Linked DNA regions of Homo sapiens: region 1 is linked to region 2. Evidence: chromatin contacts called from ENCODE Hi-C data. All regions are on one chromosome and are shown on one strand. Each heading gives the region's core, a stretch centred on a gene start or an enhancer-like site at or near the end of the contact. The rest is flanking DNA. Distances are from core to core; before and after follow the strand shown.

What was found. Hi-C counts contacts between places; a loop is a spot of excess contacts on that map. Pooled maps may share reads with other maps.
Region 1: a loop to region 2 is called in a pooled map, with 3 times the contacts of the local background. The contact joins the promoter of VWDE here to the enhancer-like site in region 2. A Hi-C loop is called at or near these places in 6 of 50 pooled maps.

The regions. Positions count from the first base shown.
Region 1 is chr7:12,401,904-12,406,877 of GRCh38, reverse strand. It overlaps VWDE (von Willebrand factor D and EGF domains), which reads left to right and starts at 3,013. Exons shown (of 29, transcript NM_001135924.3): 1 at 3,013-3,219. The coding sequence starts at 3,162. It overlaps LOC105375154 (a long non-coding RNA gene), which reads right to left and starts at 740. Exons shown (of 3, transcript XR_927035.4): 1 at 1-740. RefSeq lists silencers at 2,091-2,280, 3,218-3,267, 3,161-3,455 and enhancers at 2,592-3,157, 3,158-3,725.
Region 2 is chr7:12,064,780-12,069,452 of GRCh38, reverse strand. All of the region lies in intron 1 of LOC124901589 (a long non-coding RNA gene), which reads left to right. Among named protein-coding and RNA genes, the nearest start is that of TMEM106B, 140 kb to the left of the region's middle. RefSeq lists an enhancer at 2,296-3,495. Within about 2 kb of position 3,337, at least 4 of the 41 ENCODE cell types and tissues checked have a DNase peak (open chromatin) inside an H3K27ac peak, as active enhancers do.

The sequences.
Region 1 (4,974 bases), core at 1,764-4,263, 340 kb before region 2:
TGAGGAATTCATATGTTACATAAATATGTATTTTCCAGGAAGGTTACTCCAAACTGTGCAGACACTGTAATAGAGTAGTGCCAAGAAATGATGCACCTTTATATAATAAGACATAAGAGAAAGTATAATTATGTAGAATATTACCCTAGTTCTAATAACAGTAAACTGTTACATTCGACCATAATAGCTACTTTGGACCAAATGCTATTCTGAGTGCTCTTTCTCCAGATGCTCTTCCACGCTCCCAGCCACACACAGGCATGCACATACACTTTTGATTCTTTAAGTCTATGGGGTACTATTATTGTCATTTCTATTGTACAGAAAAATGAGGTTAAGAGGAGTTGAGTGTGCTGTTCAAGGTTACACTTCTGATAAATAGGTAGCAGATCTAGAATTACAGCCCAGGTGTTTTTAACCTAGGATTTGTGGACTTAATCACTGGGTTTTTCTGCCCCTTGAATTTGGTATTTTTTTTCACTCAAGCCCATCACTTTGTAAATTAACCTGACAAAAACTGAGTTATCTCCTTTTCCTAGAAAATTATCATTTGAAAATTTTCTCCTGTTAATCTTTTAATTTAAGCTATATTGTACTTATTAGCACTTGGCTTCATTTCTTCTTCCCTCTGACATTCTTATTATTTGTCTCAGTGATATTTACTGCATTTTACAAGTGCTGTCAGTCTCTATATTGCGGGGTACCATGCATCCATTGTTTTTAATGTTCAAAAATATAAAAAAGAATCTTATACCAATTTTTGATTAACTTCACGAGACATAGATTAAAACATTTTCATTACTTTTTGTTTTCCATACAGTTCTATAACTAATTTTTTTTTTTTTTTTTTTTTTTTTTGAGATGGAATCTTGCTCTGTCGCCCAGGCTGGAGTACAGAGGAGCTATCTTGGCTCACTGCAACCTCTGCCTCCTGGGCTCAAACGATTCTCCTGCCTCAGCCTCCCGAGTAGATGGGACTACAGGCGAACGCCACCACGCCCATCTAATGTTTTGTATTTTTAGTAGAGATGGGGTTTCACCATGTTGGCCAGGCTGGTCTTGAACTCCTGACCTCAGGTGATCCGCCTGCCTCGACCTCCCAAAGCACTGGGATTACAGGCGTGATATAACCAGCATTTAATTGATACATTCTTGCAGATCCAAGCCAGGTTACTGAGACTTGAAAAAAAATTCTTAAGTTGCTTTTAGTTTTTTCCATCTTTAGTCACATGGAGGGAAGTTGGGTTTTGGCACAAGTTTATTGTAAACTCATAAACTCATAAACAATCAAAAACTGAAGAAAAAAATAAGGCCCACGATACCTGAAATTGTATTTTGATGGAAGTCAGATAAGTAATGTTGTCCTCCAAGAAAGTATAAAAGTTTACTACATTTGTATAGATACTGCTAGAAAATAAATTCACAAAAGTCCTGCTATGATTTGATTCACATCAAATTACTTTGTTCCTGGTGATTTCACAAATAGATTGAGAAAACTGACATTTAATTTCTTGTCTGTTTTATTAGAATTTTTTAAGCGGAAACAAAAGACTTAACTGTACACTAAGAAATCTCTGGGTTTTCATTGTGCCTACATTATATTGCCCTTCCATACTTAAGCCTTAAGATAAAAATCACCTGTCTACCGTCCACCAAAAAGTAATATTTTATTTTTAATCCAGAAAATTGGGTGCCCTTGCTGCATTTGAAAGATGGCTACACACAAGTATTGTGTACCAAAAAGAAATTATTTCCAATATGGGTTAATATTTTTACTATGGAGATGATAAGCTTTAAAATTTTAAATGGTAATTTACCTTTCAAATTAAAAATAAAGAATTATATGAAATTAAAAAAATACTTGTTTATGCATTTGGACACCTCCTGTTTCCACCACCATGCCTAGGCCAACCTTGAACCTCCAAATTTGTGGGTGGAACCTTGGTGCCCACTTGGACCCCCAAACTATCCTCTTCAGGTAAAGGCTCTGTGAGAACCAAGTGCAAGGTGATGGATGGGAGACTCAAGGAATGAGACAGCCAGGGAAAAACTAGGACAGTGAGGTTTCATTTTCAGACATAAAAAGATGTAGAATCAGTTGAAAAAAGGACCCTGTTCCTCTGCAGAGGCAACCACACTTCTGAAGACCTTAGACCTGGCACGGTGGCTCACGCCTGTAATCCCAGCATTTTGGGAGACTGAGGGGGAAGATCGCTTGACGCCAGGAGTTCAAGGCTCCAGCGAGCTGTGACTGTGCCACTGCACTCCAGCCTGGGTGACAGAGTGAGACCTTGTCTCGAACAAAACAAAACAAAACAAAAACGAGGTTGGGGGAAGACATTAGAGCCCTCTGATCTTCTAATAACTCCCAGGTCAACCTTGGGAGTCGTGTGGCCATGTGCTAAAGCGTCCTGGGACAACTGTAAGAGCTCTGGGAATCACTGGCAAATACAGGTGACAAACCTCATGGTTTGGCTAGTGTCTAAATGCGGTCCTTTCCACTTCTGAAAACCTGTCACAGAGGCAGAAGAAAAGGCATCTACTGTTGCAACGTTAGTGTCTACTCCTCCTCCTGTCGTTCATCACTGAGATCTAAGGTGACAGGAGCATTTTCAGCGCCTTCGCCTTGGGGTGCAAACCAGTAGCGCCCATTACGCAGTTAGGAATCCGTCTGCAGATACAATCATGGGAAACTTCCCCTTCCAACGGAACCTTGTGAGGCTTCTTTTATGCGAGGTCCATCTGAGCAGTTTCTAGGATTACCAAGTTTTCATACAGCCTCTGTTAGAACAGCAAGACGCAGCGGGCGGAGAGCTACATCCCTGTAGCTTGACTCCTGGCTGTGCGACTGCACGGTGACATCCAAGGCGGCGGAGCCACTGCCGGTACACGCTGGGCTATGGGGACAGGTTGGGCGTGGCTTTCAGGTCAGCCAGCAGCCAAAATGGGAAGGGAGGAGTCGCAGACGGATTACGCGAAGGCTCTATCCCACGAAAGGACTGGGTGCACCCCAGAACGAGGACGCGGAGCTTCCCTGTTCCAAGCAGCAACAGACTGAGAAAATCCAAGAAAGGAGGCCCGAGGGGCTGCTGTGGCCCCATCCTCCTGGCACCCGCGGCCCGGGCTCTGCGACGCCTTTCGCCCCACCTGCGGAAGCAGCGATGCCTGGCGGAGCCTGCGTGCTGGTGATCGCGCTGATGTTCCTGGCCTGGGGGGAAGGTAAGCGAGGTAGGGCGCGCGGGGGTGGGCGCGCAGTGGCGCCGCGTGGGCGGTAGAGGGACTAGGCTAGACTTTTTGGACGACTTGGGGAGCGTCCCTGTGCGTTTTAAGGCAGCAAGCGATGTTTGTTCCTCACCCGCCTCCTCTCTGTCCCTCTGCTGTCTTTGAAAAGGTCAATTTCCAGCTTGAAAACTCTACACTTTTCTTTTGCGCACATGCGGTTGTTGCCTCCTCTTACTCTACGACCCTTGGTTCTGTTTTTGGTTGTTTCCTGCTGTTATCCTGCTCTTTGAGGTCATTGTAATTTACTGTAAGAAACTTTCGCCGGATCTGCAAGGTATGCTAGCCGCAAGTGGACCTGAATTCTCAGAACAGAGTTGAATTCCATACTGCACGAATTCCACCTCCAACCGGACCCTCAGAAATAATTCATTGGTGAACATTTTATCCCTACAATAAATCACCAAGTTAAGTTTTGTATATCCGTATTATACTGTATTATGGTTTTTGTATATATATGTTAGAATCAGTTTTGGCACTGTAAAAGAGATCTCTGTGGAGCGAATACTCCCCTCCTACTTCTTTAATCCATGACAAAGAACATTTAGTTTAAAATACAGTGAAGTTAAACCAAAACTACTTTCATTAGCCCTTTTTGCTTGTTTTTTGTGTTCATACAGATAGGAATATTAATGAAAGGTGACTTGTTCTTATATTGCAAGTTTCCTTACGTTTTTCAGAAAAAGTCTGATCTGTGTTCAACCATCTGCAGCTTGAAAAAACATTATGTACAACATTTATAGCAGTCCAGGGTATAGTTTTGTCTTATCATTTTTTGATCTTAACTCATTTTACTGATGTAAGTTTGCTTTGTATAAGGGGAATACAAACACTATCCTATACAAAACTTAAAAATAAAATACTAAAATCAAATTTATTATTTTCTGCAATGATATTTTTTCTGGTCCTTCTTTGGTTTGCTTACAGCGTTACTAAATCTTTATGAATAACTTTAAAAAATACATGTAATAACATATATCTGTTCATTACAGTTAGATAAATATTTCCAGGAAAAAAATGACCAATGTTTATAAAGGAAGATGATTTCATGTTTACTATAGACCGCATAACCCTTTTTTGCCTCTATATAATAGCTTTGTAATCTCTCTGCTGAAGACAAATATTACCCATTACCAGGTTTTAAGTTCATAACATTGGTAACATTGTCAAGTTCTTTATGTTTAATGGAGTAAAACTAGAAGACGAGGTAAATGGAAAATGCATTTATTGAGACTTCTTTTTTTCAAATAGCTTTATTAAGATGTTCATATACCATACAAATCACTCAAAGTGTGCGACTCTATGGTTTTTCATTTTCACAGATATGTGTATATTCAGAGTATATTTACAGGTATATGCAGCGATGACCACAGTCAATTTTAGAACATATTTATCAATCAGAAAGAAATACTATACCCTGGGCTATCATGCCGCATGCCGGCTATCACCCTCCCTTTCTCCCCAGCGATAAGGAATTACTAATCTACTTTCTGTCTCATTGCATTTGCCTATTCTGGATATTTTATGTAAACTGAATCATATAATAGGTTGTCTTTTGTGACTGGCTTACTTCATCTAGCACAGTATTATCAAGGTTCATTCATCTTGTAGCATGTACCAGTATTTCATTCCTTTTTAAGATAGAATAATGTTCCATTGTGTGGATATACTATATTTTGTATGTACATTCATTTG
Region 2 (4,673 bases), core at 2,088-4,587:
CTGACTCCCTTATTCTTCCTCAAAAGTAATGAACGGAAGGACTTTTTTCTCTTTTTTGAATTCAGGACATTTCCTCTTGAAGTGGCCTGTACTTTCATATTTGTAGCACCTATCTTGTCCTTTGTACCTCTCAGTTCTGGGATTTTTTTACTTTGTTTTGCCATACTCTTCAGAGGGCCTTGGTCCTCCAGATGGAGGCTTAGGTCTTTTAAAGAAGGGTTTGGACCCTTTATAGTTTCTGTGTCTCTGGAAGCTCTGTTTAGAAGGACATGGATTTGGAGTCTTCTGTTGGAAGGTGGATAATGTAAGTTTTGTCTTTTGTTTCTGATTTTTTTCGTCTCTCCTCACACATAACTTTTGAGTTTCCATGCGAAGTTCACTCGGGGGACGGTCTGGTCTTTCCAATTTTCTATTTTTTTGTACTTTTTTTGAAATGTCTGGCCAACTTTTTGTGAAAAATTGGAGTTTTAACATTTCTCATCCAAAGGGATCTTCTAAATTGAGGCCTGTATATTGTCTCATTTGTTCCTTCAGTCTGTCTAGGAATTTCATAGGCCCTTTATCCTTTTTCTGTTGCATATTAAATGTTTTAGAAAGATTTTGGGTTTGGGGTACTGATTCCCGAGTTCATTTGATTATCACCTCCCTTAGGCCCTGTGTATTTTCCTGGTGAGTTGTGTTGTTATTGTCCCAGCGGGGGTCTTGGGCAGGGAATTTCTGGTCCATGGTAGGAACGTTTTGACTGGGTGAATGCTCACGTTCTCAAACTACTATAGCAGCCCTATGAATCATACTCCTTTCTTCTCCTGAAAAGAGGATGTCCAAAATGGACATTAACTCAACCCAAGTGTATAACTGAGGTCCTAAAAATTGATCAATTTGATCTGCCACTCCGTAAGGGTCATCTAGTAATGGCTTAAGCTCCTTTTTTAAACTCTGGAATTCTGAACTGGTTAAGGGAGTATCCATGAAGTCAATGGTTCCTCCTCCTTGTGGCACCTATCTTAAGGGAAGGAGATCAGGGGCTGACTCTTTAGTTGTAGAGGGAAAAGGGAAGTTTCGGATATCCTTTTTATATTGTTCTATTTCACATTGGAGTCCCTTTAGGGAGGGGTCCTTAGGCTGTTAGGGGACAGACTCTTGGGATGATAATTTCCAAGAGTCAGGATTGTAAGGAGGGGGAATAACGTGAGTAGGTGAAGAATCTGGAGCAGGATCTTGGGCAGCAGCAGCTGTCTGAGGAGAGGGCTTGGGGTCACTGAGCAGGGGAAGATGGTCTAGGGGATCCCATATGCTGGAGTCTTTGCGCATGGGAACTAACTTATGTAATTTTTCCTTTTGTGATGTTACATTGGGTTCTTCCCTAGTTGTCTTTAAGGGGAAAAGGACAGGTCTCTGCCTCCAACAAAGAGCATAGTCTAGTTCCTCTTGAGAAACGAGGCTTTTATCATTTACATATTGAATGAAAAGCTGACACATTACATCTTCATTCGACCCAAACTTTGGTCAGAAGATTTGAGGGTTTGAAGATGGGTCTCTGAGTCCAAATAAAACAGCAATATTTTATCATTTGTTGCTTTTTCTTATGTTTAGTCCTCTCATTATTTTTCCAGTATTTTAACATGAGACCTAGGGGACTATGAGGGGGAATCATCTTTGTTGGTATTTTTATCCTTTTTACTCCCTGTCTTGCTTAGGGTATTTCCCATGTTGGGTCCTAGTTAGGCTTAATCCCTCATACTAGAGATTTCTTGCCTATCTTTTAGCCCCACCTGCTGGAGGATCCTTGCACCCTTCTTTTGCTTCATCCACTCTGGCCGCTTCCCTTTTGGGTGTCTAGGCCCCTCTTGGTATTGGCATGCCAGTTTGAACCCCATGGCAGGATCTGTCCTAAGCCGTATGAGGTGACCATGGAACCGCAGATAGGACCCACTCACTCCACACAGCGGTAGTGCGTAGTACCATTCACACAAGCAGCACTGCAAGCAGTAGTGTTTGTGATCATTTAAACACACTTTTAACCTCCAGAATATCTTGACCAGCAAGGAAATACTTCGTCACCCCTGCGACATTGCTTAACTTGGTCTGTGTACAGAGTTACCTGATTGCTGCGGTATGTGAGAATCCTTTCCCCAAGCTATCATCCTGTTTCCTTCTGGGTTGTTGAGAGCCCGAGTTTATTTGTCGCACTGGGTGGTTCCCCATCTCTCACCCTGAGGCCACCACAATGAGGCAATGGGACGCGTCTCCCCACGAGAAGTGAATGGAGACCCATTCCCTGGAGGAGAATGGGAATCCCGGGCAGGCGCCCAAAATTGTTGGAAGTAAATGCTCGGTGCCACAAAGTGAAAATAGCATTCAGACAAAAGTTTTCTCAACAAAACAATTTACTTCTATAGAAGGGTGAGTCTCATGGATAGAGCAATGGAGAGAGCACACCAGACAAGGGAGGGGAAGAGAGTCTTATCCTTAATGCAGTTAGTCCCTACTGCTGTGTCTTTCCTCTATTGACTAGGGTTAGACCGCACAGTCTAAGGTAATTCGGGTTGGCTATTTTAAAGAGAGCAGTGGTACAAGCTGAAATGGCAGGGTGAGTAGTTTTGGTGGGAGGGATGGTTACAAAACAGGTGACTAAGTATGACTAAGGACAGAGCAGGTGACTAAGGACAGAACAGGTGACTATAAGGATGACTAAAGACAGAGCAGATGACTAAGGACAGAGCAGGTGACTAAGGACAGAGAGGGTGATAGAGGTTAGGAGGGGGTTGTTTACTGAAACTAGGGACAAAGAGACGTAAAGAACAAGGAAGTTAAACTTTAAGATGAGGAACAAAGAACAGGGAAGCTGAACATAGTGACATATTGGTTCTTTAAAGAGAAATCTACTGTATCCTACAAGGCCTTAGTGCAGACCAAGTTGCATTACTTCTGTGGTATGGCAAACAGTCCTAAAATAAGCAGATATAAAACAAACAAAATCATACAGCATGTTTTCTATTAGGAATACAAAGGGAAAGCAAACGTAACATGTCTAGTCCTTAGTAAAACCTGGGTGACAAAAGAGAAGAGTGAAAAAGGGCAGCACATCATTGTGGTATATGTTTCTTATATATGTTTCTTAACGTCCTTTCGTTCTTTACGTCTCTTGTCCCTAGTTTCAATAAACAGCCCCCTCCTAATCTCTATCACCTGCTCTGTCCTTAGTCACCTCCTCTGTCTTTACTCATCCTTATAGTCACCTGTTCCATGCTTAGTCACCTGTTCTGTCCTTAGTCATCCTTAGTCACCTGTTTTGTAACCATCCTTCCCACCGAAACTACTCACCTCACCATTCCAGGTCATACCCCTGCTCTCTTTAAAGCAGCCAATTGGAATTACCTTAGACTGTGTGGTCTAACCCTAGTCAATAGGGGAAAGACACAGCAGTAGGGACTAGCTGCATTAAGGATAAGACGCTCTTCCCATCCCTTGTCTGGTGTGCTCTCTCCATTGCTCTATCCATGAGACTCACCCTTCTATAGAAGTAAATTGTCTTGTTGAGAAAACTTTTGTCTGAATGCTATTTTTACTTTGTGGCACTGAACATTTACTTCCAACAATTTTGGGGGCCTGCCTGGGATTCCCATTCTCCTCCAGGGAACAGGTCTCCATTCACTTCAAGTGGGGAAGAGCTTCACATACACCTTTATTTTTTATTTTCATTAATGTCACTAATTCACATTATAAAATGATGGTAAAACATTTACATAAGTGCTGGACTGCAGTTCAATGTGTTTTTAAGTGCAGAAACAAAGTTACCGTCTAAACTAAATTTTGTTCCATTTGACGTAAAAAGAGAAATATCTACTTAAAGCAATCTTTCGTTTTATAGGTGAATGAAATGCTAATCACAAATAATTCTCATATAATCAGTAAAGAAATCACTTATAAAGTCCTATAAGCTGACATTTTGTCCAGCTCAAGCTCCTGTTTGTACTTAAAATATTAAAATTATAAGTCTTGAAACTAATTCTAACTGGAGGATCCTGCTTGTTTGCAGTCTCTGCAAAACAGTTTCAATATAGTATATTTCAACTTCCTTTCAAGACGGAGACTATATTTCTGTTGTTGAAGCAATTAGGTGCATATTTTACCTACAACAATCAATAAGTAGACAGTCTGTTTCTTATACTCTTCTTCCACCACAGCTAGGTGTTAGACAAACACAAGTCATTCAGGCATTTTTAAAAGACCCTTCTTTCTGTTGCTATGTCCTCTAATTTCTGATTTCTGCCTGGGGGAGCTTACAGCAAGTATAACTCTCTTTTGTGGTGGCTAGGGAAGCTAAAAAAAAAAAGTTTTGCAAAACATAAAATAAAACACCCTTTTTATAAAAGCAAGGTGAAAAGTTCAAACATCCAGCTTCATTGGCAAATTGTGATTTGGCTCCATGAAAGTAAGTTTACTCCCTGATTCAGTGAGAAGATACATACTGATCCTTAGTAACTGCTTTGCCTGTGGCATGTGTGATAATCACATTATGTAGACCATTAATCTGCTTCCGGGTCTATTTGATGTCAATGACTCAGTTATATTTATGGATGGGGCAGATCTCAGTTTTACCTTTTAAAGTTACTTAAAGAGAATAAGCATAACAATATGTATTAGTTTTCTATTGTTGCCATAACAAACTA